Linked DNA regions of Homo sapiens: region 1 is linked to region 2. Evidence: chromatin loops called from intact Hi-C (ENCODE). Cell type or tissue: mammary epithelial cell. All regions are shown on one strand. Links, peaks and the distances in the headings refer to the core of each region. The heading gives the core; the rest is flanking DNA. Region 1 overlaps UBE2G1 (ubiquitin conjugating enzyme E2 G1). Region 2 has its middle 27 kb from the start of UBE2G1.

Region 1 (15,990 bases), core at 2,837-10,836, 67 kb before region 2:
CACTGAAAGGTGGATGCAAGGATGCCCAACGTTGGGAGACATCTGTAGGTGGTGGTTGTTATTACTAAGTAGTAGAATATTTTCAACTTTCTTTTATGTACTTTGATTTTTTAAATTATGAAAAAAGGCCATGTATCCTAAAGTAACATAGGAAAATAAAATAGAAGGCATTAGACACTACCTTCTTGCTCTCCAAAGACAACCACTGCTAACAATTTGCTGTGTATTCTTTCAGACTTAGGCTACACCACCATATACTATACAGAAATGGAATCATCCTTGTATAACTGATGGCCACTTAGCATAGTCTGAACACTAGATAACTCGTTCCCACCACCATACCTCTTTTCGTTTTCCCCCTCAAATATAAATAATGCTGCCTAGGTATGAGCTGAGAGGAGTGAAAAAAACAAAAAGTAAAAAAAAGAAATTATGAATATTTAAAAGTCTTTTTAAAAATAAATAAAAAGAAAAAACAATGCTGCCATTGCCAGGCGGTGTGAACCTGTAGCCCCAACTGTTCTGGGGGATGAAGAGGGAAAATCTCTTGAGCCCAGGAGAGTCTGAGGCTGCAGTGAGCTATGATCGCACCATGGCACTCCAGCCTGAACAATAGAGGAAGACCCCATCTTAAAAAAAAATTAATTTAAAAAGAATACTTTGCACTCTCCTTGTACATCTGTGGAAGTATATCTAGAATATAAACTATAAACTGAACTGTAAGTCAAAGGAACATATATATCAAGCCACAAAATGTTTACTTCAATGTATTATCCCAGAAACACTGTAGGCAACTATTTCCCTACAGCCTTGCTAACACTGGGTACTTTTACTGCTGGCTAACACTGGGCATCCTTCTGCCACTGGCAATTTATCTTTGGTGCATTTACATATTTTTATTCCCCCACCCCGTTTTTTTTACATTGAGTGATTCTCTTTTTTCTGATTATTTGGATGGGCTTTTTAAGCATTGTGGCCTTCTTTCTTTTTTTGGAGACAGAGTTTCACTCTGTGGCCCAGGCTGGAGCGCAGTAGTGTGTTCATGGCTCACTGCAACCTCCGCCTCCTGGGCTCAAGCAATCCTCCCACCTCAGCCTCCTGAGTAGCTGGGACCACAGGCACAAACCACCATGTCTGTCTTTTTTTTGTATTTTTGGTAGAGACAAGGTCTTCCTACGTTGCCCAGACTGGTCTTGAACTCCTGAGCTCGCCCCCCAACCCTGCCCACCCAAGTGCCGGGATTACAGGTGAACCCAGCCAATTTGCCCAATGTTTGTTGCTATTACTTAGAGTCTAAGGGATGAAGGCAATATTTACATTTAAACCCCTAATTTTCCTAGGCTATTAGTGTGCGATTCAAATGTGTGTCTATAAAGTTTATTATAATTAAAGCAAAAGTTTGAAATTTGAAAATTAGCAACATAATTTTTCTTTTTTATATTTTGATTGGACTAAGTGTGGTATGAAACTCAAAAGCCAAACAAGTCAGAATGACAGCTTTGTCTACATTTTGAAATGCAACAATCTGAATGACAGGTTTCTAACATATGACCAAGTATTAAACTACTTTTAATGGAAGTATAAGAAGTGGATTCACATAAAATGCACAAAGTTAAAAACTGGAACAGGTAATACAAATACAAGATGTTCTACTCACAAACACATATTAAGATGGTGTTGATTCCTCATTCCTCTAAGTAGTCTCCACCCACTTCTTGACATAAGAAAGAAAGAATAATGTAAGCAGCAGACCATGCCAGGTCCAATCCAAGATTTCTTCCAAAGGGGAACAACAGGTGTGATTATGTCAAAGTAGCTGTGATCTGCTGACACTAACTCACCCTCTGTTGTATCTTCCTATCATGCCTTGAACTCCTCCTCAAACTCTTCCCTAAGATGGCATTAGGAGATTATATTTCTCTAATTCAAATAACTATTTATTTGTATGTGCTTCTTCTCCTTATAATCACATTAGCAAAAGAAGAGAGCCCTGCTGCATGATCAGAAATGTTGTGCATGAAATATAACTTCTACTGAAAGGCATCTTGTACATGATCTTCTCCACATTAAGTAAAAATGGCTTCTAAGAAAATGGGGTGTCCTGGGAAAATACAGGTGAACCTATGTAAGAGGCCTAGGAAAGTACAAACACTGAAAGAAAAAATTGGAAGTAATGCATTTATTTAAAGGCAAGGGAACCAAAAGCTGAGCCCCTGACTTTAAGTATATCCCCTGTATCACACATAAGACTGTTTCTATGCAACAGAAATACAAATGGAAGGCAATGTTGATGTCTAACAGTTACGGTAATACTTCATACAAAAATGTATAACCACCAGCAGCATGGAACCACCGAGCACTGTGGCAACAGCAATGTGCATTTCATATCTCCGAAGTGATGGAGGTGAAAGGAGAGAAACAGGAGAATTTGGTGAGCAGCTCAGTTGCAAAGCAAGCCCTGAATTGTTTGAGAGGTTTAAGAACAGTACATAAATGCATAACATTAAATATCACTGATAAATAAATTAGCTTCTGCTGATAGCGAGACTGCAACAAACTTTCCCCCAATGAATTGCAGAAAACTATTAATAAAGGAGAAATATTGGAAAGCAAATTTATAACTGACAAAAATAGACCTTTCTTAAAGAATGCCATCTTGTGCTTTGGTAAGAAATTTAAAAAGAAAACGTGTCAGGCTAACATTGCTTTTATATTTAAAAAATTGAGCGATGTTAAGCTAAAGCCTTTGCTGATATACTCTGAAAACCCAACAATACTTAAGAGCAACCTGTAAAACAAAAGTAAGGACTCATCACAACCTATGAGATTAAATATCAATTACTGATGCCGTTTCTGATGCAGGATGATGATGAAGACAAAACTCCTTTAATTAAGGATTTTAAGGAAGAACCTAAGAAGGCATACGAATTCATCAAAATGAAAATGAATTAATCAGATAAGAAACTAGTCCCTTTCAATTTATTGCTGACCTCCAAAGTTTAGAGAAAGTCATCTCCCAAAGGAAAAATTATTAGATCTTACTAAGGAGACTGGGCTGAGAGAACAGCTTTGTCGCCCAGGCTGGAGTGCAGTGGCACAATCACAGTTCACTAAAGCCTTGACCTCCTGGACTCAGGCAATCCTCCCGAGCCTCCTGAGTAGCTGGGTCTATAGGTACATGGCACCATGCCCAATTCATTTTTATATTTTTTGTAGAGGCAGGGTTTCACCATGGGCATCATGGTCTCGAAGTGGGCTCAAGCAATCTGCCCACCTCGGCCTCCCAAAGTCCTGGGATTACAGGTGTGAGCCACTGCACCTGGCCAGTAACTAGTATTTTTAATGCTTTATATAATGGAAGAAAGGGGTGGAAATTTGTTACATAGATATATTTAGAGCATTTCATTTGCAACCCTTAATGTAATAATCCAGGCAAGGATGATCAATGGATGCTAAAACCATTAAGTGAAAAGGTCACTGGAGAACAGAATATGATGCCCAAGCATCACCCCACAGATTACTCACCAGTAAAAAGAGATAATGCATCTTCGCAACGGAGAAATCTGGCAATCACCAAATAATTGTTCGAATTTAGAACCATTAACCCAAGAATGTGTATCTTCTTATTTGATGCAAAATGGTATACACAAGCTTCATCTATGACATACTCTTGCCCCTCCCCCAAAATGTTTACACTGAATCAAATCAAGCTTCTTAGGTTAGACCTGCACTTTCTAATATAATAGCCACTAGTCGCATGTGGCTACTGAGCACCTAAGAAGTGGCTAGTCTTACTTAACATGTGCTGCAAATGTAAAATATAAACTGGATTTTTGAAGACTTTGTGAGAAAAAAGTTATGCTGATTCCATCTTGAAATTATATTTTGGGTATATTGAGTTAAATGAATTATTAAAATGAATTTTACCTATCTTTTTACATTTCTAAATGTGGTTACAATTTTAAAATCACACATTAGGCTTTCATGTGTGGTTCCCATGTTTCTATTAGATAGTACTGCTACAGTTTGCAGGAAATCTAGGGGATGTGGAAATAAGTGAAACAATTGCTTTATTTATAAAGTGAGATAGGGGTCTCACTATATTGTCCAGGCTGGTCTCAAACTGCTGGATTCAAGTGATCCTCCCAACTCAGCCTCCCAAAATGCTGGGATCACAGGCATGAGCCACCATGTCCAGCCAGTTAAATGATTTCTTGAGAAAATAATTAGAAAAATCCACAATGTTGAATAGGATACTCTATTTAACAACTAGTTTAAGGCCGGGCGCGGTGGCTCACGCCCGTAATCCCAGCATTTTGGGAGGCCAAGATGGGCGGATCACGAGGTCAGGAGATCGAGACCATCCTGGCTAACACAGTGAAACCACGTCTCTACTGAAAATACAAAAAATTAGCCGGGCGTGGTGGCAGGCTTCTGTAGTCCCAGCTACTCGGGAGGCTGAGGCAGGAGAACGGCGTGAACCCAGGAGGCAAAGCTTGCAGTGAGCCAAGATCGCGCCACTGCACTCCAGCCTGGGGGACAGAGCGAGACTCCGTCTCAAAAAAACCAACCAAACAAACAAAAAAAACAAAAAACAAAAAAAAAAAGTAGTTTAAAATCTTCAAAAATTCAATCTGAAGAGGATTCTTAGGGCCATCAAAGTATTCTGTATGATACTATAATGGTAAGATACACGTCAAATATTTCTCTAAACCCATAGAATGTACAATACCAAAAGTGAACCCTGATATAAATGATGGGATTGTGGGTGATGACGTGTCAATGTAGTCCATCAGTCATAACTCTATTTCAGTAGTTTTAAAACTTCAACCAACTATTTCTTCACCTGCTAGCAGTTACATGGTTTTTGTTTTTAAATAACTCTTAAAATTGTACATATTTACATTGCATGTATCACACATATGTACACTATTCTGTATAAGTGAATATATGAAAGAGACATATGCTGGAAAGACAAAAGTAAAATAAAGAGAGCTTAAGAGACTTCTAAACAACTGAATCTTTTCCTCAAACACAAAAAAATCCACCCAAAGCAATTTACAAATACAATGTAATCCCTGTATCAAAATCCCAACAACTTTTGGAAAACCCATCCTAAAATTCACACCCCAAATTGCCGAAACATTCTTGAAAACAAGAACAAAGTTGGAGAACTCACATGTCCTGATTCCAAGGCTTACTACAAAACGACAATAATCAAAACACTGTGGTATTGGCAAAAAGACAGACATAATATACACCAATGAAACAAAATAAGAGCCTAGAAATAAAACCCTTGCATATATGGCCAACTGATTTTCAACAAGGTTGACTAGACCGCTCAATGAGGAAAGAAAATCTTTCAATAAACAACACTAGGGAAACTGGGTATCCATAAGCAAAAGAATGAAGGTGGATTCTTTCCTTACATGATATGCAAAAAATAACTCTAAATGAACTGAAAACTTAAACGTAAGAGCTAAAACTTTAAAACTCTCAGGCGAAAAAATAAGAGAAAATCTTCAAGACATTGGATTTAGCAACAAACTCTTGGACATGACACCAAGAGCAATAGAGACAAAAGAAAAAATAAATGATCTGGATCAAAATTTAAAACTTTAGTTCATCAAAAGCAACCCCCAAAAAAATGGGAAAAATATTGTAAATCACCTATCTGATAAAGGATTAATATCCAGAATACAAAAAGAACTCATACAACTCAATAACAACAAGAAAACCAATGCAAAAATGGGCAAATGACTTGAATAGGCATTTCTCCAAAGATAAAAAGATGTCTGGTCAACAAGCACAATGCAAAGATGCTCAATATCACTAATAATAGAAGAAATTCAAAACCACAATGAGATACCACTTCACACCAATTAGAATTGCTATTAAACACACACACAGAAAATGACAAGTGTTGACAAGAATGTAGAGAAATTAGAACCCCATGCATTGCTAATGGGAATGTAAGAGGATGCAACCATTGTGAAAGGCGGCATGGCATGTCCTCAAAATATTAAACTTAGAATTACCATATGATCCAGCAATTTCACTTCTGGTTATATATGCAAAAGAATTAAAGCAGGGGGTCAAACAGATGTTTGTACACCAATGTTCAAAGCAGCATTATTCACAACAGTCAAAACGTGGAAACAACCCAATTGTCAACCAACAGATGAATGGATAAACAAAATGTGCAGTATATACATACAACAGGATGTTACTCAGCTTTAAAAAGGAATGAAATTATGATACATTCTACAACATGAATGAACTTGAAAATATTATGCCAAGTGCAATAAGCCAGATACAAAAGGATAAATATTGTATGAGTCCACTTACATGAAAATACCTTGCAGCCAGGTGCAGTGGCTCACACCTGTAATCCCAGCACTTGGGAGGCCAAGGTGGGCAGATCACCTGAGGTCAGGAGTTTGAAACCAGCCAGGCCAACATGGCAAAACCACGTCTCTACTAAAATACAAAAATTGGCCAGGCACGGTGGCTCACGCCTGTAATCCCAGTACTTTGGGAGGCCGAGGCAGGTGGATCACCTGAGTTCAGAAGTTCGAGGCCAGCCTGACCAACATGGCAAAACCCCGTCTCTACCAAAAATACAAAATTAGCCAGGCATGGTGGCTCATGCCTGTTAATCCCAGCTACTCGGGAGGCTGAGGCAGGAAGAATCGCTTCAACCTGGGAGGCAGAGGTTGCAGTGAGCCGAGATCGCGCCACTGCACTCCAGCCTGGGTGACAGAGCAAGACTCTGTCTCAAAAAAAATACAAAAATACAAAAATAGCCGTAGTGGCGTAGTGGCGGGCACCCCTAATCCAGCTACTTGGGAGGCCGAGGCAGGAGATTCGCTTGGAACCGGGAAGCAGAGGTTGTACTGAGCCAAGATCACACCACTGCACCCCAGCCTGGGCAACAGAGCGAGACTGTCACAAATAAAAGAAACAGAAAAAGAAAAGAAAATACCTTGAGAAGTCAAACTCAGAGAGAGAAAATAGAATGGGGGTTGCCAGGGGCTCAGGATAAAGAGGGATGAGGAGTTACCGGTTTGTGTGTTTGTTTATTAAGACTTAGTTAAGTACAGTAGTGAGAAGGGGGAAGAGTAGAATGGAGTAGTTAAAAAGTCCAATATACATATCAGAAGTGTGGGACACATCAAATGGAAGCCAAGCATATTCCTACCTCCTTGTGTGGCAGGTCCTAAAATACAGACGGACTGTGTCATTACTCTGAATCACCCTCAAGCCTTCGACGTGGCCCACACCCAAAGACAGCACCATTAATAACCTATCACGTACTTAGGATTCCTCCCAATACAGTACTCAGCAGCCACACCCGCCAAATAAATCCATGATGAGACATCTGCCATCCTTGCCTTAACATAAGTGACCTCTGAGAACAAATCTGCCCTTCTCTTCCTTCTGCAGGAACCCTTTCTCCTTTCCTTTGTGTAGAGCTTCTCCTGTGAAAGGCCCATTTTGGCCCATGTGCAGTGCAAGTAGACCGATACTCTCAGTCTCACTGTTAAAGAAAGAGAGCAGAAATAACTCCGAATGGATCACCAAAATTTCTTAGTTTTGGAAAGAATATCAAATTCCACCAAGTTGCAAGTCATCATTTCAGAGAATGGAAACTCAAAGCCTTGACTAGAATGATGGTTAATCTGGTTCTCCCAGCTGAGAACCCATATATTAAGCTAAACTAGTCTGGCTTTATTTAAAAACTAAGTAAACAAAATGAGAAATGCTTTTCACAAGTTAATTTTTAAAGTAAATGTACAAGGTGTATATTGTTTTATGTTGTCCAAAATATCAACATACTGGTTTTGCAAAAGCCCTTTACTACCGTATGCATACAAAAAAAGTTCTTCCCTTGGGTGATTTAATAGACCTAGTAAATGTCAGATAACTTAAATATTTTCGCCAGCAAGAGATACAGTAAAGTCTATGATTTTGATCTGAATTCAGTGCCCTGTACCCTGACTACTGCAGAGGAGAAGGCGATAAAATAAGAGGATGCTGTCATGCTTGCTCCTTAGCTTCTTTTGCATTCCTCTACATCTTATTCCATTTACAAGTTTATCTGTGTGAGGTACCAAGAACCCATAAAACAACCCTGAAGTTATTTATACATTTATTCAAACTTATAAAAGAAACCTAAGCACGTAGAAAATTGGAATGTAGCTAAGTTTTTTTCAAAAACAAATTAGGAAATTATTGACTGCCACTTGATGGGCTTCTGTGCTGCACTAACAACATGACAATGGTGGGCGGGGCGCGGTGGCTCACGCCTGTAATCCCCGCACTTTGGGAGGCCGGGGCGGGCAGATCACGAGGTCAGGAGATCAAGACCATCCTGGCTAACATGGTGAAACTCCGTCTCTACTAAAAATACAAAGAATTAGCCAAGGATACAAAAAATTAGCCAGGCGTGGTGGCGGACGCCTGTAGTCCCAGCTACTCAGGAGGCTGAGGCAGGAGAATGGCGTGAACCCGGGAGGTGGAGCTTCAGTGAGCAGAGATCGCGCCATGCACTCCAGCCTGGGTGACAGAGAGAGACTCCGTCTCAAAAAGAAAAAAAAAAAAAAAAAAAAAAGACACTTCTGTAATCCTAGCACTTTGGAAGGCCGAGGCAGGCGGATTGCCTGAGCTCAGGAGTTCAAGACCAGCCTGGGCAACATGGTGAAACCCCGTCTCTACAAAAATACAAAAAATGAGTCAGGCGTGGTGGAGTGTGCCTGTAGTCTCAGCTACTCCAGAGGCTGAGGCAGGAGAACTGCTTGAACCTGGGAGGCGGAGGTTGCAGTGAGCAGAGATCGCACCATTGCACTCCAGCCTGGGTGACAGAGCGAGATTCTGTCTCAAAAAAAAAATTAGCCGGGCATGGTGGCATGTGTCTGTGGTCTCAACTACTGGGGAGGCTGAGGCAGGAGGATCGCTTGATCCCAGGAGGTAGAGGTTGCAGTGAGCTGAGATGGCACCACTGCACTCCAGCCTGGGTGAATGAGACTCTGTCTCAAAAAAAAAAAAGAGACTGAGACTCTTCTTTCCACTATTAAACAACTTCTTAGAAGACACTATTTCCATAATTTAAGGACTTTAATATATTTAAAATGTAAGACATTTTTGTGGTTGGTTAAGGATTTCAACCATGACTGAAATCAGGGTTGTCTTCAAAATAATACTGATGTATTTTTTGTAACCAATTCATAAACCATCTCTCTCTTTCCAGTATAACTTTTTCTTACTATCCTGACTAGTCCATTGCCATTAGGCTTTTTTAAAGGTATGCTTTTTTTTTTTAGATTTATAGTAACGTCAGTAAGGTTCTCTTAGACTAAAACTAAATAAGGACTAAACTATCACCAGTAGCAGTTCCTAATCGAATTAAGCCAAACAGTGAGAAATTCCCTGATGACAATTCATGACTCACCAGGAGAAAGCTTAAGTATCGTGCTCTTTGAGTGGAAAGACTAGCTTAGCTAGACTACCCAGAGCCATGAGTTATTGCATCTACAAAGTTTTACACGTATGACGTAAAAGACTAGTTTAGCTAGACCACCCAGAGCCATGAGTCATGCATCTACGAAGTTTTACATGTATGAAGTACATTCATGGAAGTGTCTAACAATTTAACACCATCTATAGTATGGGGCAACAGGAGACATGGGGACAGCAACAATCGAAAATCTAAATGATCCACAGATTTTTAACACAAGCCAAAGCCTAATTGTTTCTAAATCAACTGCCGCCAAGTTTCTCCCAGGCACTTTTCCATACGCCACTCCAAATTCAAAGCTATCTTCACATTTTGCATACTCTTATTTGATTTTAGGAATGGGAAACATTACTCTAAGTGTCAAAAAATAAATAAATGGGAAAGCCTACTTAGCTGGATGATTTTAAAAAAATAAAATTTCAGCCAGTCGCGGTGGCTCATGCCTGTAATCCCAGCACTTTGGGAGGCCAAGGTGGGCGGATCACCTGAGGTCAGGAGTTCGAGGCTAACCTGACCAACATGGAGAAACCCTGTCTCTAGTAAAAATACAAAATTAGCCAGGCATGGTGGCACATGCCTGTAATCCCAGCTGCTTGGGAGGCTGAGGCAGGAGAATTGCTTGAACCCAGGAGGCGGAGGTTGCGGTGAGCCAAGATCGCACCATTGCGCTCCAGCCTGGACAACAAGAGTGAAACTCCATCTCAAATAAATAAAATATATTTTATTTATTTATTTATTAATTAGAGACGGGGTTTCACCATGTTGGCCAGGCTGGTTTCAAACTCCTGACCTCAACAGATCTACCCACCTTGGCCTCCCAAAGTGCTGGGATTACAGGCATGATGAGCCACTGTGCCCTGGCCAGAAAAATAAAATTTCTAAATGCCAAAATAGCCATAAAAAATTAAAAGGCAAATAATTACTCTTATAAACCTTTAAAACCACACACACACACACACACACACACACACACATTCCAAACTGTCAAGGTGTTCACCTTTCTTGGGAATTTTTAAAATAATTTTCTTTTTACCTAGCAGAATCAAACATTTTTTAAAGTTCCTGGTGGTATGAAGAACACAATAAAAAGTGGCACTTTGATACAGTTAATAGTGGAAATACAAATTAGCAAAGCCTTTCTAGAAGGCAATCAGTAATATTTATGAAGAACCTCAAAAATATTTATTTTCCTTAACTAAGAAATGACCAGAAATTTATCCGAAGAGAAATAATCAAGGATTATGTATAAATGTTTTCATAAGGAAAATCCACAGAAGCACTAATTATAATTTAAGTGGTTTACAACTATAATTTGAAAACCCAGAAGTCAAGATGTGGGGAATATGATAGTAGCAGCATATGAAGGAATGCTATGCATCTATTTAAAATACTTTACAAGAATATTTCAGGACATGGGGAAATATTTACAATTTTTAAAAGATAAGATATTCTGAATATATCTAACTCTTAAAACACATACACTACACACTTTTGACAACAAAAAGCTTTGGCCTAATCGTGTCTTCTAGTTCAAGGTGTCAGTGCGGGCACATGTGCTTATCTCCTCTTCCCTCCTAAGAAGTTAAATAAATTTTTCTAAAGAAATTAAAAAATAACTTTTTAATTTAAAGTATATTAAAAAGACCAGGTGGATTGCCCATGGCTCTGAAAGATGAAAACGGATGGAAGAACGTGAACTGAGTAAGCAGAGTGGAGGGAGCAGAGAGCAGAATACTCACAGAGGAGCTGCAGCGAAGGAGGAAGGCTAATCTTCTGGGCAGAACCCCAGAGAGGCGCCAGTTCAGTGACCGTCGTACGAGGGAGATCAGTAGTGAGAAGTGGGACTGAAAACATCTGTCATAGCAAGAAGTCAACAGAGAATGTCTAAAGTTGATAAACCAAAACATAAACACTATAAATATATTATTTAGAAGCATGGAGTTAAGCCCCCAGGAGATCTGAACCTAAAAGGTTTTAAAAAGCAGTTGCCTCTGGGGAATTCTTCATTATCCTTCACTGAATGCATTGTTCACTATTAGGCCTCTTGAATCACTGGTATTTGATTATTTGGGTTTTTTAAAGCTAAGTATATATACATATACATAATGTTGATTTTTAAGTTTTTATTCTTTTTTTATTTTACATTGTGTTCACTTTGCTTTCATACACAAACCTCAATTTTACTTCTTGTCCACTAAGTCAGAGGCTATATTCTATTTGGCAGTGTTTTTCAACCGTAAGTCACACAGTCATGAAATAGATCTAGTGGAACATAACCAGCACTCATTTTTCCTAACAGAAACAAAAAATAAAATAGGGTTATTGTTGGTGAAGCTTTCATTTCAGCCACAAATGTTTAATAAAAATGCATGTGCTGGGGTACTATGGAAAATACCTTCCCTATTGTATCTACTCTCAACCCAGCAGGCAGAAGTAATCCTGGAAAAATGTGAGTCACATCATGTCACTATACCAACAGCTTCCCATTCTCACTCAGAGCAATGGCCTGTGTGATGGCCTATAGGGTCCTTCAGAATTAACCAGCATCTCTCTCCAACCTTCAGCTAACCGCTCTGCCACCGCAGGGGCTTTAACCAGCATCTCTCTCCAACCTTCAGCTAAGTGCTGTGCCACCTCCCTCCAGCGTTCAGGGGCTTTAACCAGCATCTCTCTCCAACCTTCAGCTAACCGCTCTGCCACCTCCCTCCAGCGTTCAGGTCAGCCCCATTTCAGGGCCCTTGTGCTTGCCTCACCTAACCTCTGCATGATTCACTCATTCACCTGAGTTCCTCGGTCCACTGTCACCCTATTTTTAATGAAACCCCACCCCCTTACACACTCCTTATTTTATCCTCTTTCCCTGTTCTAGTTTCCACACAGCACTCTACACTTTCTATTAATTCTTCTCTCCCCTACCCTAACTACAAAGCAAGCTCTATAAGAACAAGGGTTTTTGTTTATTTACTGATATAGCCCCAGGACCTGTGACAGTCTCTGGCAGTAAATATTTGCCCAAGAAATGAATTACTTAAAAATATGTATCACTTTAGGAAAAAGCCATGTTATTGGCAATGAAACACAACAATTCTTAAGTTTGGAACACAAGAAATTTGGGTAGGAATTTTGATGGTTGAGGATAAGCTACAATTCAGACGCCAGACCGTAAATTCCACCTATCGCAATATTGAGTAAGTTGCTGGCATACTCTAAATGTGCAAGTCTACTGAAATGACCTTCGTTCACATCAAAAGTAATGTAAAGAATGTGTGTATCTCAGCCATCATTTTAAAAGAAGAGAAGAAAAAAACTTACGGGCGAAGCTGTTCCCTAAACAGCTAAAATATGTAAAATGTAAAAGACGGGCCGGGCACGGTGGCTCTGTCTGTGATCCCAGCACTTGGGAGGTCGAGGCAGGCAGATCACCTGAGGTCAGAAATTCGACACCAGCCTGGCCAACATGGAGAAACCCCATCTCTACTAAAAATACAAAAATTAGCTGGGCGCTGGCCAGGTGTGGTGGCTCACACCTGTAATCCCAGCACTTTGGGAGGCTGAGGCGGGTGGATCACAGGGTCAGGAGATCGAGACCATCCTGTCTAACACAGTGAAACCCCGTCTCTACTAAAAATACAAAAAATTAGATGGGTGTGGTGGCACGCACCTGTAGTCCCAGCTACTGGGGAGGCTGAGGCAGGGGAATCTCGAACCCAGGAGGCAGAGGTTGCAGTGAGCCGAGATTGCACCACTGCACTCCAGCCTGGGTGACACAGTGAGACTCCGTCTCAAAAAAAAAAAGTAAAAGACTTACACCTTTTGCCTAATTCGCAGTCAAAGTCTCACTCTTAGTAACCACAAGTTGTACACGTTCACAGTTTTCACTATTCCCTTCAACCCTGAATGAAGACCAGGGGGCTTATCACTGATCACCTTCATTTCCTCAGAAGAAAACAAAGACTGGCATTCAGGAGAAAATCACATAGCAGGTCTTGAATTGTGGCACGTGAATGGCAGAACATGTCAGTTATAATTTCCATGGTTTTTTTTTTTTGACAGGGTCTCACTCTGTTGCCCAGGCTGGAGTGCAATGGCATGATCATGGCTCACTGCAGCCTAGGCTCCTAGGCTCAAGCCATCCACCTGCTTTGGCCTTCTAAAGTGCTGGGATTACAGGCATAAGCCACCATGCAAGGTACATTTCCATTATATTTTTCTAGCACATTTTGTAATTCACTGAATGAAAAAAAAAAATCTTTGGGAAAAAGTCATTGAACACTTCTCCCTCATAAACAAAAAAACACATGGCAAAATCAGATTTCTACTGTGTACAAAAGTTTATCCAACTGTAAAAAATAGTATCTCTAAGCCTGCTTTTCTATATTTCATGCCATTAATAAAACACAAGACTTGATAAAACCATTTTACTCATCACTTCTTAGAGAGTAAATTTTAATATTAGTCACTTGTAACTGGTTTTAACCCATCTTCTCAAAAACAATGTGGTTTTACCTGTTTGTTTGTTTGTTTTTGAGAGGGAGTCTCTGTCGCCCAAGCTGGAGTGCAGTGGCACAATCTCAGCTCACTGCAACTTCTGCCTCCCCAGTTCAAACGGATTCTCCTGCCTCAGCCTCCCGAGTAGCTAGGATTACAGGCGCCCACCAACACGCCGGGCTAATTTTTGTATTTTTAGTAGAGACAGCTTTCACCATGTTGGCCAGGCTGGTCTCAAACTCCTGACCTCAACTGATCCACCCGCCTCAGCATCCCAAAGTGCTGGGATTACAGGTGGTTTTACCTGTTTTTACTGTTAAGTAAAAGTTTTTTTTAAAAGAGGAAATAAATGAGACAAGTTGAAAGAGCAACTCACAGACATAAATATATAAAATTGAATGAAGTACTGAAGCCACTGGCAAAATGAAAACCCCATCATATATAGGAAGTAGTCAACCTGATACTGATGAAAACAAACATGATATCAAACAAAATCTCAAGAAAATCACATCGAGCACAGCAGAAAAGAACAAAGGAAGCATTTAGAAAAGTAATGAAATGGAAGACAGGAAATGAAGATAAACAATCATAAAACTGATGTTTCTTGAGTAAAGAAAAATAAAAATGAATGCATATTAAAAGGTGTATAAGAAAATATTCCTGAATCTGCAGTTTGAATGGCTTACCATTTAACAGGAAAATGTAAGAGAATCACACCAAGACCGAGTTATATCCTGATGAAGTTACTGAACTTCAAGGATAAAGAAAGAATTCTAGCAATACTCAGGCAGAAGTAGGTCACCTACAAAGGGAAAAAAACAGTCAGGCTGGCCCCAGACTTCTCTAGAGTAACCCTAGATGCCAGAAGATAATGGAATAGTGTCTGCTGGGTATTAAGAGAAAGGGAAACGTAACCCAAAAATTCTGTAACCAGCCAAAACATCACGTTGCTTGTGAAAGCCACTAACAGACATTTTTGAACATAAGAGCACTCAAACAACCACTCCTGAAAAAACTATTTGATAAACATAATAGATTTAAATATATTAAAGCTATAGCTTTATAATACCCATAGAACTACAAACTACCATGTTTAATCTATTCTAAGATGTACCTTTTTCACATTTTTGTCTATCTGAAATCAGCATGCATATTTCAATCAATGGTACGTCATAGTTTCTTTGACAGCATTTAACTGTATTAATGGTATACAAAATAACGAAGCACACAACCACCAACGGTATCTTAGACATAACGAAATACAGTATATAACTTACAAAATGAGACAGAAGGGATAGCAAATAAAGAAAACAAACCATGTAGTTTAAAGGAAGAAAACCAAGCCAGACACTGTAGCTCTCACCTATAATCCCAGCACTTTGGGAGGCCAAGGCGGGAGGATCACTTGAGGTCAGGAGTTCGAGACCAGCCTGGCCAACATGGTGAAATCCCATCTCTACTAAAAATACAAAAATTAGCCGGGCATGGTGGCAGGCGCCTGTAATTCCAGCTACTCGGGAGGCTGAGGCAGGAGAATCGCTTGAACCCGGGAGGTGGAGGTTGCAGTGAGCCCGAGATCATGCCACTGCACTCCAGCCTGGGCGACAGAGCTAGACTGTCTCAAAAAGAAAAGAAAAGAAAGAAAACCAAAAGCAAACATATAGATGACAACAAAACAAATACACTAATATTATATAAGCAAAGCAAAATATATAACATTAATGTAAATGATTAAAAGCATCTCAAATTGAGTCAAGACTAACCTTTATCCAACTACAAGGGTCTACAAGAGACAAATCTAAAATAGAGACTTTGAGAAGTTAAAGTAAAAGGTTAGATAAAAGCATACATAGCAAGCATCAACACCCTTTCAAAACCAGCTGAATTCAAACTGAAAGAATATTAAAGGAGGCAGAAAAGGGTCATTTTTTATAATGATCAAGATTACAATCTATAAAGATATGTTATAAAACTATATATACCAA
Region 2 (15,990 bases), core at 4,565-12,564:
CTGTACGAGGATGAGAATGCTGTAGAGACACGGAGATTTTTTTGTTTGTTTATTTTGTTTGTTTTCAGACAGAGTCTCTATCACCCAGGCTAGAGTGCAGTGGCACGATCTCGGCTCACTGCAACCTCCGCCTCCTGGGTCCATGCGATTCTCCTACCTCAGCCTCCCAAGTAGCTGGGACTACAGGTGCCCACCAGCACGCCTGGCTAATTTTTTGTATTTTTAGTAGAGACGGAGTTTCACTGTGTTAGGCAGGACGGTCTGAATTTCCTGATCTTGTGATCCACCTGCCTCGGCCTCCCAAAGTGCTGGGATTACCGGCGTGAGGCACCGTGCCTGGCTGACACAGAGCTTTTGAGGGCAGTGGGAGTGGAGGCCCCAGGAGTAGAGATACTCCTTCCACTTTTGAGCTGCAGTGGCTATTGATGGCAAAAAGCAGAGGCTGTGCTGATAACAGTCCAGGAGCAAAATTTGGGTATTGTTCCTGGCCAAGTAGCCTCCAAGCCCAATTCTCTATCCCTCTCAGAGACTGTGTGAGTCATTTATATCTTTAAATACATTCCTTGGCTGCTTAAACTAGTTAGAGTAGATTCTGTTGTTGTAGCTAAGTTCCGTGACAATTATGAGGCTTCCATGATGTAGCTCAATATAGCGTCTGGTACTAGGAGGGGAGCAGTCAAACTGTACCTGTAGCCTCTGGTTTTCCAGGTAGATGAGATAGTACATTTTATTATTGTTTGTTTCACTTCAAGTTGGGTTTTCTTTTCTTTGTTCTTAAAAGCATCCACGGGCAGGCGCAGCAGCTCATGCCTGTAATCCCAGAACTTTGAGAGGCCGAGGCTGGTGGGTCACTTGAGGTCAGGAGTTTGAGACCAGCCTGGCCCACATGGTGAAACCTCGTCCCTACCAAAAAATACAAAAATTAGCAGGGTGTGGTGGCGAGTGCCTGTAATCCCAGCTACTCGGGAGGCTGAGGCAGGAGAATTGCTTGAACCCAGGAGGCAGAGGTTGCAGTGAGCCATCATGCCACTGCACTCCAGCCTGGGCAACAGAGCAAGACTCCATCTCAAAAAAAAAAAAAAAAAAAAAAAAAAGCATCCAGTTGATTTCCACAAGCAACTTCAGTGTCTGGCTGCATTTAGGGTATGCTCAACACGTGTTCCTTCATAACCACCTTTTAAAATGACCTGATAATTGACATACAACTTACGAGTTTTGACATATGTAAGCACTCACGAAAACATCACTCAATTAAGATAATAAACCTCTCCATCACACCTAAAAGTTTCTTTGTGCCTTGCTGTAATCTTTCTCTCTTTCCTTTCACTCCAGCCACTTTCTGATCCCCGTTCTGTCACTTTCTAGAATTTTTTGTAAATGAAAGCAAACATATGTACTCTCTTTGGTCTTCTTTCACTCAGCATAATTATTGTACTTATTTATTTATTTTTATTTCATTTATTTATTTTTTTTTGAGATGGAGTCTCGCTCTGTCGCCAGGCTGGAGTGCAGTGGTGCAATCTTGGCTCACTGCAACCTCTGCCTCCCGGGTTCAAGCGATTCTCCTGCCTCAGCCTCCCGAGTAGCTGGGACTACAGGCACCCGCCATCACACCCGGCTAATTTTTGTATTTTTAGTAGAGATGGGGGTTTCACTATGTTGGCCAGGCTGGTCTCAAACTCCTGACCTCATGATCCACCCACCTTGGCCTCCCAAAGTGCTGGGATTACAGGCGTGAGCCATTGTGCCTGGCCATTTATTTATTTTTAATTAATTAATTTATTATTATTATTATTATTGAGACAGAGTCTTGCTGTCTCCCAGGCTGGAGTATAGTGGTAAAATCATGGCTCACTGCAGCCTCACATTCCTGGGTTCAAGCAATCCTCCTGCTTTAGCCTCCCAGGTAGCTGGGACTACCAGCACATACCACCACTCCTGGCTAATTTTGAAATGTTTTGTAGAGACAGGGGTCTGACTACGTTGCCCAAGCTGGCATAATTATTTTAAGATTCATTCCAGTTGTTGCAACACACTGGGTTTGCCCTTTTGCCCTTTATCTTTTTTTTTTTTTTTTTTTTTGAGACAGAGTCTCTCTGTTGCCCAGGCTGGAGCACAATGGCACGATCTTAGCTCACTGCAACCTCCGCCTCCTGGGTTCAAGCAATTCTCCTGCCTCAGCCTCCACAGTAGCTGGGATTACAGGTGCCCACCACTATGCCCGGCTAATTTTTGTATTTTTAGTAGAGACAGGGTTTCACCGTGTCGGCCAGGCTGGTCTCGAACTCCTGACCTTAAGGGATCCGCCTGCCTCAGTCTCCCAAAGTGCAGAGATTACAGGTGTGAGCCACCGTGCCGGGCCGCAGCTGCTTCTTAAAGCCTGTCACTAGAGGCTGGGCGCAGTGGCTCATGTCTGCAATCCCAGTACTTTGGGAGGCTGAGGCGGGCGGATCACAAGGTCAGGAGATTGAGACCATCCTGGCTAACACAGTGAAACCCCGTCTCTACTAAAAATACAAAAACAAAATTAGCTGGGCATGGTGGCGCATGCCTGTAATCCCAGCTACTCAGGAGGCTGAGGCAGGAGAATTGCTTGAACCTGGAGGTGGAGGTTGCAGTGAGCTGAGATCACGCCACTGCACTCCAGCCTGGCGAAAGAGTGAGACTCTATCTGAAAAAAAAAAAAGCCTGTCACTGACGAGCTGCATTGGAACCACCTGGAGACACCTGTTAATACGTAGCTGTCTGGGCCCAAGCCCCTCTTCTTGCAGATGAGGCCCCAAGAAGGGGAGTGACTTCTTCAGGGAGCCAGGGCTAATTTAGGACAGGAACTCAAGTCCTGATTCCAAACTTAGGACGAAAAGAAGGGGGAATGAGGAGCAGGAAATGTGTCCAGTTTTGACTCCTCTGATTCCCGTGTATTTTTCCTTTGGCTTCTAATATTAAGAGAAAGGCCCAGTACTATATTAAGAGGAAGACCCAGTACTTTGGAACAAGGTGGCTTCCTGCTGAGGCTGGGTCTTGTGTGTACTCTGAGGCCTCAGATTGCTGTGGCCGGGCATCTCGGGTCTCCCAGCCACCTGCATAGACCTGGCTCAGGAAAGGAGCTGGGTAGGATCCCAGCTTTAGCATGAGGCAAGAGCTACCTCCTTTGAATGGGCAAAAGAAGGCGGGGAGGAGAGTCCAGGCAGACAGGTAAACTATGCAGAGCCTGATAGAGTAAGGAGGAAGCCAGGGATAGGCCAGGCTTCAGCTCCGCCCCTGGGCCAGACTAGGGCCTCAGTGGGCAGAGGCAGGAGAAGCTGCCAAGGCCTGGGGAGCCGACCCTCCACAGAAGCTAGCAGGGCCCCGTCAGGATCCACCAGCCCAGGCAGATGCAGCTTTGCCTATGGGCTCCTGCTCGGTGCCAGAGAAATGACCCTGTCCCTCGGGTGATGGGCACTGCATCCTGGTTTCAACAATGTCATTTTATATTATCCCCCCTGCATGCCATCAAATATTTTCTTTTTTTTTTTTTTAGATGGAATCTTGCTCTGTTGCCAGGCTGGAGTGCCGTGGCTCAATCTCTGCTCACTGCAACCTCTGCCTCCCGGGTTCAACAATTCTGCCTCAGCCTCCCAAGTAGCTGGGATTACAGGCGCACACTGCCACGCCCAGCTAGTTTTTTTTATTTTAGTGGAAACGGGGTTTCACCGTGTTGCCCAGCCTGGTCTGAACTCCTGAGCTCAGGCAATCTGCCTGCCTCGGCCTCCCAAAGTGCTAGGATTACAGGTGTGAGCCACCGCACCCGGCTTTTTTTTTTTTTTTTTTTTGCAGGTGGAGTCTGGATGTGTCGCCTAGGCTAGAGTGCAGTGGCGCAATCTCGGCTCACTGCAACCTCCACCTCCTGAGTTCAAGTGATTCTCCTGCCTCAGCCTCTTGAGTGGCACTGGGATTACAAGCGTGCCACCATACCCGAATAATTTTTGTATTTTTAGTAGAGACGGGGTTTCACCATGTTGGCCAGGCTGGTCTCAAACTCCTGACCTCAGGTGATCTGCCCGCCTCAGCCTCCCAAAGTGCTGGGATTACAGGTGTGAGCCACTGCGCCCAGCCAAATGTTATCTTATGGTCACTGCACCAGTATTCATTTGGCTGATTAGAAGTAAGATTTAGGAAGAGTGTAGGAATAGTCTCCTGATCCAAAACTCCCATTGTCTAAACGAGAAACTGAGGTCCAGGGAGAGGGAGGACCTGGCCCAGGGCCATGCAGCTATTTAATATGTTTATCATCTTCTCTAGTGGAACACTGCGGGAGAAAAGTTGCTTGCTTTTGAAATTATTTACATATGCATATATACTTTTTACATATAAAATATGAAATACATATTTCATGTATACATATGAAATATATGCATAAAAGTCAAAAGGCACCAAAAATTCAGTCTCCCTCCCACTGCTATCCCTGGTCTCACAGTGCTTCACCCTAGGACACCCACTGTTGTTACCTCTTTCTTATTTATCTTTCTAGAGACATTTAATACATATGTAACATTTACGTGTGTGTGTGTGTGTGTGTGTATATATATAAAATTTTTTTTTTTTTTTGAGACAGAGTCTCGCTCTGTCACTAGGCTGGAGTGCAGTGGCTCGATCTCGGCTCACTGCAACCTCTGCCTCCTGGGTTCAGGTGATTCTCCTGCCTCAGCCTCCCGAGTAGCTGGGACTACAGGCGCCCGTCACCATGCCCAGCTAATTTTTGTATTTTTAGTAGAGACAGGGTTTCACCATGTTGGCCAGGATGGTCTCCATCTCTTGATCTCGTGATCCACCCGCCTCAGCCTCCCAAAGTGCTAGATTTACAGGCATAAGCCACCACGCCCAGCCTATAAATTTTTTTTTTTTTTTGAGACAGAATCTTGCTCTATTACCCAGGTTGGAGTCTTGGCTCACTGCAACCTCCACCTCCTGAGCTCAAGCGATGCTCCACCTCAGCCTCCCAAGTGGCTGGGACTACAGGTGCACACCATCACACCTGGCTAATTTTTTTTTTTTTTTTTTTTTCAGAGACAGGGTTTCACCATGTTGCCCAGGCTGGTCTCAAACTCCTAAGCCCAAGCAATCCACCCACTTTTGCCTCCCAAAGCGGTGGGATTACAGGTGTGAGCCACCGTGCCCAGTCACATGCTTTTTCTGTTTGTTTGTTTGTTTGTTTGTTTAAGACGGAGTCTTACTCTGTTGCCCAAGCTGGAGTGCAGAAGCATGATGGCTCACTGCAACCTCCGCCTCCTGGGTACAAGTGATTCTTCTGCCTCAGCCTCCTGAGTAGCTGAGACTGCAGTTGCATGCCACAATGCCCGGTTAATATTTTTGTATTTTTAGTACAGACGAGGTTTCACCATATTGGCCAGGCTGGTCTCGAACTCCTGACCTCATGATCTGCTGGGACTACAGGCATGAACCACCATGCCTGGCCCCCTACGTGTTTTTAAATCACCAAATTTACATGCTATATTTACTGTTTGGCACTTTACTTTTGCATATATCTTAACTAAGATGACTTAATTTTAGTACCTAGTTGCCTCATTCTTTGTATTAGTACATAATATTTAATTGGATGGTTGTAGCATAATTTATTTAACCAGCTGCCATGTAGTTCCAAACTTTAGCTATGAAAACAATGCTGCAGGAGAATGGCATGAACCCGGGAGGCGGAGCTTGCAGTGAGCAGAGATCGCGCCACTGCACTCCAGCCTGGGTGACACAGCAAGACTCTGTCTCAAAAAAATACAATGCTGCAGCCGGGAGCGGTGGCTCACGCCTGTAATCCCAGCACTTAGGGAGGCTGAGGTGGACAGATCACCTGAGGTCAGGAGTTCGAGACCAGCCTGACCAACATGGAGAAACCCTGTCTCTACTAAAAATACAGAAAAATATTAGCCAGGCGTGGTGGTGCATGCCTGTAATCCCAGCTACTTGGGAGGCTGAGGCAGGAGAATCGCTTGAACCCGGGAGGCAGGGGTTGCAGTGAGCTGAGATCGCGCCATTGCACTCCAGCCTGGGCAACAAAAGTGAAACTCCGTCTCAAAAAGAGAGAAAAAAAAGAAAGAAAACAATGCTGCAATGACTGTCCTGGTGCATATTATATATATCTTGGGTTACCTGTGTACCTGTAGTGTAAATTTCTGAAAGTGGGATTACTGGAACAAAGAGTTTGTGTATTTCATTTTTTGATAGATATTACCAGTTTGCCCCATAAAGGGGTTGTACCAGTTAACTTTCCCACCAACAAACAAGGTGTGGCAGTGCCTGTTTCAGACACCTTCATCCCCAGCCTGGACAACATGGCAAAACCACATCTCTACAAAAAATATAAAAATTAGCTGGGTGTGGCGGGCACGCGCCTGTGGTCCCTGCTACCCAGCTACCTGGGAGGCTGAGGTAGGAGGATCTCTGGAGCACAGGAAGTTCAGGCTACAGTGAGCCATGATCGTGCCACTGCACTCCAGCCTGGGTGACAGAAGGAGACCTGTCTCAAGCAAACAAACAAACAAACAAAAAGCAAAGAACAGACACCTTCACCCACTTGAGTGATTTTGTTTTGTTTGTTTTGCCAATCTGATAAGTGGAATGTTCTTTCTCATAGTTTTAATGTACATTTTTAAAACATCCCCCAGGTGGGAGCAGTGGCTCACCCCTGTAATCCCAGAACTTCAGGAGGCTGAGGCGGGCGGATCACCTGAGGTCAGGAGTTCAAGACGAGCCTGGGCAAGTTGGTGAAACCCCATCTCTACTAAAAATACAAAAATTAGGAGGGTGGATCATGAGGTCAGGACTTCAAGACCAGCCTGGCCAAGATGGTGAAACCCCATCTCTGCTAAAAATACAAAAATTAGCCGGGCATGGTGGTGGGCGCCTGTAATCCCAGCTACTGGGAGGCTGAGGCAAAAATTGCTTGAACCCGGGAGGCGGAGGTTGCAGTGAGCTGAGATCATGCCACTGCACTCCAGGCTGGGCTACAGAGCAAGACTCCGTCTCAAAATAAATAAATAAATAAATAAATAAATAAGAGGCCGGGCACAGTGGCTGACACCTGTAATCCTAGCACTTTGGGAGGCCAAGGCGGGCAGATCACCTGAGGTCCGGAATTTGAGACCAGTCTGACCGATATGGAGAAACCCTGTCTCTACTAAAAATACAAAATTAGCCAGGCATGGTGGCGCATTCCTATACCAGCTACTCGGGAGGCTGAGGCAGGAGAATCGCTTGAAGAACCTGGGAGGTGGAGGCTGCGGTGAGCCAAGATCGCACCATTGCATTGCACTCCAGCCTGGGCAACAAAGGCAAAACTCTGTCTCAAATAATAATAATAATAATAATAAATAAAACATCCCCCTCCCCCTTAATATACATTTTTCATATTATGAATAAGATTGGCCAGGTGCAGTGGCTCACACCTGTAATCCCAGCACTTTGGAAGGCCGAGGCAGGTGCATCACCTGACTTCAGGGGTTTGAAACCAGCCTGACCAACACGGTGAAACCCCATCTCTACTAAAAATACAAAATTAGCCAGCCGTGATGGTACACGCCTATAATCCCAGCTACTCAGGAGGCTGAGGCAGGAGAATCGCTTGAACTGGGGAGGTGAAGGTTGCAGTGAGCTGAGATCAAGTCACTGCACTTTAGCCTGGGCAACAAGAGTGAAACGCTGTCCCCCAACTCCAAAAAAAAGATTGAGCCTCTGCAATAGAAACCCAGAGGCCCGTCTGTAAGTGGAGTGGGCTTCGGCCCTGGCCCCAGGCTGAGGCACTGTGTCTCTACTCCCCACCTTGCAGATAAGATGGCTTGGCAGCCGGGACCCTCGGCCCTCCCAGGAGCTGTCTCCTGCAGCCCCTCACCTGGGATGAGTAACATTTATCTGGGGAGACTGGAAGAGGCATGTTTTACTCAGACATCCTGGTTTGTCCTGCTTTTCTCTCCCTGAGGGCTGGGACTTACCCTCCAATGCAAAACGGGCAGATTTGCAGCAGGGGAATGGCAAGATGAGACCTGCTTTTATTGGAACTGAGCTGGAACCGATGGGGAGTGGGGAGGAGGCTGCAGCAGGTGGGGAGAGTGAAAATGAGTGAGCCGAGCAGCCGGATGGACCCAGAGATCCTCAGAGGTGGCCCCACTGGGGACAATGGGGTGAGATAGAACCGAGGGAGAGAAGCAGACAGGTGACCCCCGGGAGCAGGGAGAGTTGGATGGTGGGTGAGTTGGAGGTTGTTTGTGGGATGGACAAAGGACATGAAGAAATGTTTGTTAGATGAATGTCCTCCCAGAGGCTAAAGGAATGGGGTAGTCACATGTCCAACCCAGGATGTGAATGTGGCCAGTCTGGCCACAGCAAGTTAAACTACCTCTGGGGTGTGTCCTGCTCCTGGCTTCCTGTAATCTGGTTCCTTGGAGGCTAATTAACACAGAGCTAGCTTTGCTCCAGGTTTCCCACCTTGGTGTAGCTCCTTCCATGCTGTCTCTTGGCTCAGGGATGGATGGGTTGGGGAGCGGGCTCCTGACTGATGGAGGGGGTAGTATGTAGGCTGGAGGCTGGAGAGCTGGGTCCAGCTAAGCCTAGCCCCCATCCAGGCTTCCAGAGTGTGTTTGCTGCTGGCTTGAGATCAGCAGGTAGTGAACCAGGCCAGGAGGTCATTGCCCTCTCCAGGCCTTGGTATTCTAGATCCTTCTCCTCCTTTGGCCCATCTTCCTTCCTTCCTTCCTTCTTTCCTTCCTTCCTTCCTTCCTTCCTTCCTTCCTTCCTTCCTTCCTTCCTTCCTTCCTGCCTTCCTTCCTTCCTTCCTTTTTTCTTTCTTTCTCTCTCTCTGTCTCTCTCTCTCTCTCTTTCTCTTTCTTTCTTTCTTTCTTTCTTTGAGACAGAGTCTCACACTGACACCCAGGCTGGAGTGCAGTAGCGCAATCTCAGCTCACTGTAACCTCCGCCTCTCAGGTTCAAAGGATTCTCCTGCCTCAGCCTCCCTGGCCCATGTTTATTCCAGTGGCTCTTGCCCTCTCTCTCCCACAGTTGCCAATCCCAAATGAAGATATCTCTCAGGGGCAGCAAGAACCCCCATTCTAAGCACTTTAACCTCTTTTCTTAGGATAGCCAGATAAAATACAGTAACACTCAGTTACCAGCCTGGACAACACGGCGAAACCCCATCTGTACCAAAAATTTTTAAAAAAGCAACAAGTAGCTGGGAATGGTGGCTTGCACCTGTAGTCCTACCTACTTGGGAGGCTGAGGTGGGAGGATCACCTGACCCCAGGAGGTCGAGGCTGCAGTGAACCATGATTACACCACTGCACTCTAGCCTGGGTGACAGGGTAAAACCCTGTCTCAAAAAGAAAAAAAGAAAGAAAGAGAAAAAGGACACTTAGTTAAATTTAATTTCAGATAAGGAATTATTATTATTATTATTGTTATTAGAAACAGAGTCTCGCTCTGTTGCCCAGGCTGGAGTGCAGTGGCACGATTGAGGCTCACTGCAACCTCTGCCTCCCGGGTTCAAGCAATTCTCGTTCCTCAGCCTCCCAAGTAGGTGGCAGTACAGATGTGCAGCACCACACCGGTCAATTTTGGTATTTTTAGTAGAGATAGGATTTTGCCATGTTTGCCAGGCTGGTCTCGAACTCCTGGCCTCAGGTGATCTGCCCGCCTTGGGCTCCCAAAGTGCTGGGATTACAGGCGTGAGCCATCACGCCCGACTAATTTTTCAGTATAAGTATATTCCAAATACTGCATGGGATATAATTATACAACAAAATTTAGCTGCTTATTTGAAATTCAAATTTAACCGTGTGCATGTATTTTTATTTGCGAAATCTGGCAGCCTTGCCCGTTCTTCCGTAGCAGTTCCAGACAGCCACGGCCACCTGGTCCTGGTCCTCGGGAGTACCGACACAACTGCCACCCTAAAGGGCACCAGGAACTCTACCTCCATCAGCTCGCAGATGGTCACCGTGGCAGCTGTCTCTAAGGAGGGTGTTCACTCCTCTTCCACAGATGACAAAACTGAGACTCCAAGAAGCCAAGTGACTTGTGTAAGGACAAACGGTAACCAAGGCGCAGGGGAAGCAGCCAGCCTTTGCCAGTCTGACTCCAAAGTTCAAGTTCTATGTACACCCCAGGTAGCTTGGCAAACCACCCACTTCTCGAACAGGAAGGCCTCAACCCTGCCGTTCACAAAGGAGGAAAAAGACAGTGTGTGCAGGCCCCCAGGCACAGGACAGACAAGATTCGGTGCTAGAATATTCAAAGTGATTTTGAAACCCAGCGCCTCTTAGTAATAACAATACCAGTTTCGGTCATTTGCATAACTTTCTACCGTTAACAAAAGGTATCCCCAGCAGTTAATTACAATGACAAAGAAGGCACAAGGAGGCCGGGGCGGTGGTTCACGCCTGTAATCCCAGCACTTTGGGAGGCCGAGGCAAGTGGATCACCTGAGGTTAGGAGCTCAGCCTGGCCAACATGGTGAAACCCCATCTCTACTAAAAGTACAAAAAATTAGCCGGGTGTGGTGGCACATGCCTGTAATCTCAGCTACTCGGGAGCTGAGGCAGGAGAATCGCTGCAATCCGGGAGGCGGAGGTTGCAGTGAGCTGAGATCGCGCCACTGCACTCCAGCCTGGGCAACAAGAGCGAGACTCCGTCTCAAAAAACAAAACAAAACAAACAAACAAAAAAAGAAGGCAGATGGGAGAGAGAATGGTCTGTAGGATCCCTCTGCAGACCCTGGGACGTTTCCTGTGCTCCCACTGGACATGGCTGGGGTGGGTGGGTGGGTGCTGGGCAGATCCTTCTGGGCCAACTTCCAGGAGCTTCTAGATGAGGGTCCTGAAGTCACAGGCTCTGAGCGTGGGTCTGGGCAGCGCACAGAGGGCTTGGGTCCCAGTGGCCAGTTCCAGCTCTGCCTGCAGGACCCCAGTGTTGGCGAACATGCCATCGGTTACAGTTCCTGACACCACCTGCTGGACTGGATTCCAGGCGGTGTAAACCAGTCTCTGCTCTCAGGGAGGGTCTGAAAGACGACGGATCCTTTGAGGGAGGGAACTGGGAGCCCAGGCCCTCAAGATGGGTTAGGAGTAAACTGGAGGGGAGGGGCTTGGGACACCTGCCGGGGGAGTCCAGGGTGGGGTAAGACGCTGGAGAAAATATGATCAAAATGAGACTTATGTAAATCAAATCTCGTTTGGTTGCAGATCTTTTACTGCTGTTTTGATCTGCCATTGGCAGAGACTGCTGACTACTTGGGCTTTTGAGTTTTTCTTCCCCTTTTTACGTGCCATGTGGGGCAGGGGGCGGGAGGAGGTGGGGTGCCCTTTAGGCCACCAGGTTTTGTTTTTGTTTTTTGAGACAGAGTCTCGCTCTGTTGCCCAGGCTGGAGTGCAATGGCGTGATCTTGGCTCACTGCAACCTCCACTTCCCGGGTTCAAGCGATTCTCTTGCCTCAGCCTCCTGAGTAGCTGGGACTACAGGTGCGTGCCACCATGCCCGGCTAATTTTTTTTGTGTGTGTGTGTTTTTAGTAGAGATGGGGTTTCACCGTGTTAGCCAGGATGGTCTCGAACTCCTGATCTTGTGATCCGCCCGCCTCGGCCTCCCAAAGTGCTGGGATTACAGGCGTGAGCCACCGTGCCCAGCCATTTTTCTTTTCTTTTCTTCCTTTTTCTTTTTCTTTCTTTTTTTTTTTTTTTTTGAGACAGGGTTTCACTCTGTCTCCCAGGCTGGAGTGCAGTGGCACGATCTCACCTCACTGCAACCTCCACCTCCCGGGTTCAAGCGATTCTCCTGCCTCAGCCTCTTGAGTAGCTGGGATTACAGACACCTGCCACCACACCCAGCTAATTTTTTATTTTTAGTAGAGACGGGGTTTCACCATATTGGTCAGGATGGTCTCGAACTTCTGACCTCAGGTCATCTGCCACCTCGGCCTCCCAAGGTGTGCTTACAGGCATGAGCCACCACACCCGGCCTTAGGCCATCAGGGTTTAAGGAGTGCCAGGAAACTGTTAAAGGAACCTTGGGGGATCTTTCAGAAATATTTAAAAAAAAGATGAGGCTGTGGATATGCCTCCCCACCCCTACCCTCTAGTTTCTTCATTGAAAATTTTAGTTTTTTTTCCTTGCCCAATTTTCTCTTGTGAGTGGCTCTCTCTAAAATTGTAGTTCTGGATGGGCAGGTGGCTCACGCCTGTAATCCCAGCACTTTGGGAGGCTGAGGCGGGTGGATCACTTGAGGTCAGGAGTTCAAGACCAGCCTGGCCCACATGGTGAAACCCCATCTCTACTAAAATACAAAAATTAGCTGGGTATGGTGGCTGGTGCCTGTAATCCCAGCTACTCGGGAGGCTGAGGCAGGAAAATCGCTTGAACCGGAGAGGTGAAGGTTGCAGTGAGCCAAGATTGCATCACTGCACTCCAGCCTGGGCAACAAGAGCAGACACTCCATCTCAAAATAAATAAATAAAATAATAATAATAATCATCAAAGTGTAGGTATGTGTCAGAGGTGGTGGGAAGAGAGGACGTGAGAAGATGTACTTATATGACCACAGATTAAAATTTTTTATTTCAAATTTGCTGCAAAGGGAGATAATGTTGGAAAAATCCAGTTCAGAGATTCCCACTGGATAGAAACATTTGATATGAAAAAAATATATTAGATAATCATTGTCAAACAGGATTTTTAAAATCTAAGTAAAGATCATTAGACTGTTTGCAAAATGGAAAGCTGGTTGTATAACTGCCCAAGGGGATCACCTTGCCCGCTGCCTAGACAGCCGATTCATCAAGACAGGGGAATTGCAACGGAGAAAGAGTAATTCACGCAAAGCTGGCTGTGCAAAGACCAGAGTTTTTTGTTTGTTTGTTTGTTTTTGTGACATAGTTTTTGCTCTTATTGCCCAGGCTGGAGTGCAATGGTGCAATCTCAGCTTACTGCAACCTCCACCTCCCGGGTTCAAGTGATTCTCCTGCCTCAGCCCTCCCGAGTAGCTGGGATTACAGACGTGCATCACCATGCTCGGCTAATTTTTTTTTTATTTTTAGTAGAGACAGGGTTTCACCATGTTGGTCAGGCCTGTCTCGAACTCCTGACCACAAGTGATCCACCCAATTCGGCCTCCCAAAGTGCTGGGACTACAGGCGTGAGCCACTGTGCCCAGCCTGTTTGCAGCAGTTTTGTTTAATAGCTCTAAACTGGAAATAGGATAATTGATAAATAAATTGTAGTATATTTGCTATGGTCTGAGTGTGTTCCCCAAAATTCATGAATTGGAAACTTTTTTGTTTTTGTTTTTGAGATGGAGTTTTACTCTTGTCATCCAGGCTAGAGTGCAATGGTGTGATCTTGGCTCACTGCAACCTCTGCCTCCCGGGTTCAAGAGATTCTCCTGTCTCAGCCTCCCAAGTAGCTGGGATTATAGGTGCCTGCCACCATGCCTGGCTAATTTTTGTATTTTTAGTACAGACAGGGTTTCACCATGTTGGCTAGGCTGGTCTTGAACTCCTGACCTCATGTGATCTGCCCACCTCGGCCTCCCAAAGTGTTGGGATTACAGGCATGAGCCACCACACCTGGTGAATTGGAAACTTAATCCTCAATGCAACAGTGTTGGGAGGTAGGGCCTAGTGGGAGGTGTTTAGGTCATGAGAGCTCTGCCCTCATGAATACATAAATGCTGCCATTAAAAGGGCTCACAGAAGTGGGTTCTGTCCTTTCACTCTTCTGACATGTGAGAACACAGCATTTGTCCCTGCTTGACTTCTGCTTTCTGCCATGTGAAGACACAGCAAGAAGGCCCACACCAGATGCCACCACCTTAATCTTGGACTTCCCAGCCTCCAGAACTATGAGAAATAAATTTCTGTTTCTTATAAATTATCCAGTCTCAGGCATTCCACTGTAGTAGCACAAACGGACTAAGGCAGTATTTGTATCTAAAAGGCTATCTAGAGCTGGGTGTGGTGGCTCACACCTGTAATCTCAGCACTTTGGGAGGCCAAGGCAGGTGAATCACCTGAGGTCAGGAGTTCGAGACCAGCCTGGCCAACATGGTGAAACCCCATCTTTATAAAAATACAAAAATTAGCCAGGCATGGAGCACACACTTATAATCTCAGCTACTCAGGAGGCTGAGGCAGGAGAATTGCTGGAACCTGGGAGGCGGAGGTTGTAGTGAGCCGACATTGCACCACTGCACTCCAGGCTGGGCGACAGACTGAGACTCTGTCTCAAAAAAAAAAAAAAAAAAAGAGGCTGGGCGAGGTGGCTCATGTCTGTAATCCCAGTACTTTGGGAGGCCAAGGCAGGTGGATCACAAGGTCAGGAGGGTTTTTTTTGTTTTGTTTGTTTGTTTGTTTTTTGAGACGGAGTCTTGCTGTCGCCCAGGCTGGAGTGCAGTGGCGCGATCTCAGCTCACTGCAGGCTCTACCCTCTGGGGTTCACGCCATTCTCCTGCCTCAGCCTCCCGAGTAGCTGGGACTACAGGCGCCTGCCACCTCGCCCGGCTAATTTTTTGTATTTTTAGTAGAGACGGAGTTTCACCGTGTTAGCCAGGATAGGATGGTCTCGATCTCCTGACCTCGCCTCGGCCTCCCAAAGTGCTGGAATTACAGGCGTGAGCCACTGCGCCCGGCCAAGGTCAGGAGTTTTGAGATGTGCCTGGCCAAGATGGTGAAACCCTGTCTCTACTAGAAATACAAAAATTAGCTGGGCATGGTGGCGGGCACCTGTAATCCCAGCTACTCGAGAGGCTGAGGCAGGAGAATTGCTTGAACCCGGGAGGCAGAGGTTGCAGCGAGTGGAGATCTTGCCACTGCACTCTAGCCTGGGTGACAGAGCAAGACTCCGTCTCAAAAAAAAAAAAAAAAGAAAAAATTTTTAAAAAGATCTGAATCAGGTAACAATGTGGATGAATCTCACAGATATCCTTGAGAGAAATACATATACACAGTATGATTAATACAGACGTAGTATGATGCCTTTACATGAAGTTCAAAAAGACGAAAATTTCATTTACGGTGTTACAAGTCAGAAGAGCAGTTACCCGTGGTCTAGGAGACTTTCTGGGATAAAGAGAATCTGTTGTTTTTTTTTTGAGACAGAGTTTCACTCTGTTGCCCAGGCTGGAGTGCAATGGCATGATCTTGGCTCAGCACAACCTCTGTCTCCCAAATTCAAGCGATCCTCCTGCCTCAGCCTCCCAAGTAGCTGAGATTACAGGCTTCCGCCACCAAGCCTGGCTAATTTTTTTTTTGTATTTTTAGGGGTTTCACCATGTTGGCCAGGCTGGTCTTGAACTCCTGACCTCAGGCGATCCACCCGCCTTGGTATCCCACAGTGCTGGGATTACAGGTGTAAGCCACCGCGCTCAGCAAAAGATTCTTTTGTATCTTGATCTGGGTGGCGGTTACACTGTATAGTAGGCTGAATAATGGACTCCAACTATATTGGGTCCTAAACTCTAGAGCAGGGGTCCCCAGTCCCTGGGCCGCGGACCACTAACAGTCCCTGGCCTGTTAGGAACCAGGCCTCACAGCAGTAGGTGGAGTGGTGGGCCAGCAAGCGAAGCTTCATCTGTATTTACAGCTGCTCCCCATCGATCACATTTCTGCCTGAGCTCTGTCTCCTGTCACATCACTGGGGCCATTAGATTCTCATAGTAGCACAAACCCTATTGTGAACCGGGCACGCAAGGGATCTAGGTTGCGCGCTCCTCATGAGAACCTAATGCCTGATGATCTGTCACTGTCTCCCATCACCCCCAGATGGGACCATCTAGATGCAGGAAAACAAGCTTAGGGCTCCCACTGATTCTACATTATGGTGAAGTATAATGATTTCATTATATATTACAATGTCATAATAATACAATTAAAGTACACAATCAATGTAATGTGCTTTAATCTTCCTGAAACCATCCCCCGCATCACCCGTCACCCATCCATGGAAAAATATGTCTTCCACA

What was found. Peaks named below come from ENCODE experiments on the same cell type or tissue, not always from the same donor. Only the 100,000 strongest peaks of a DNase experiment are listed, where the experiment ranks them.
Region 1: a loop joins it to region 2, with 3 times the contacts of the local background. A loop is called at or near these places in 2 of 110 quality-filtered maps.

Annotation. Positions count from the first base shown.
Region 1 is chr17:4,320,518-4,336,507 of GRCh38, forward strand. All of the region lies in intron 1 of UBE2G1 (ubiquitin conjugating enzyme E2 G1), which reads right to left. Among named protein-coding and RNA genes, the nearest start is that of UBE2G1, 38 kb to the right of the region's middle. RefSeq lists an enhancer at 12,639-13,552. In mammary epithelial cell, for the core only: no CTCF peak of the experiment used is centred there; DNase peaks (open chromatin) are centred at 6,284, 7,314 and 9,514; H3K27ac peaks cover 4,461 bases.
Region 2 is chr17:4,386,048-4,402,037 of GRCh38, forward strand. No RefSeq gene overlaps it. Among named protein-coding and RNA genes, the nearest start is that of UBE2G1, 27 kb to the left of the region's middle. RefSeq lists a silencer at 7,578-7,627 and enhancers at 9,647-10,417, 10,001-10,080, 10,418-11,187. In mammary epithelial cell, for the core only: no CTCF peak of the experiment used is centred there; DNase peaks (open chromatin) are centred at 8,024 and 8,314; H3K4me3 peaks cover 296 bases; H3K27ac peaks cover 1,488 bases.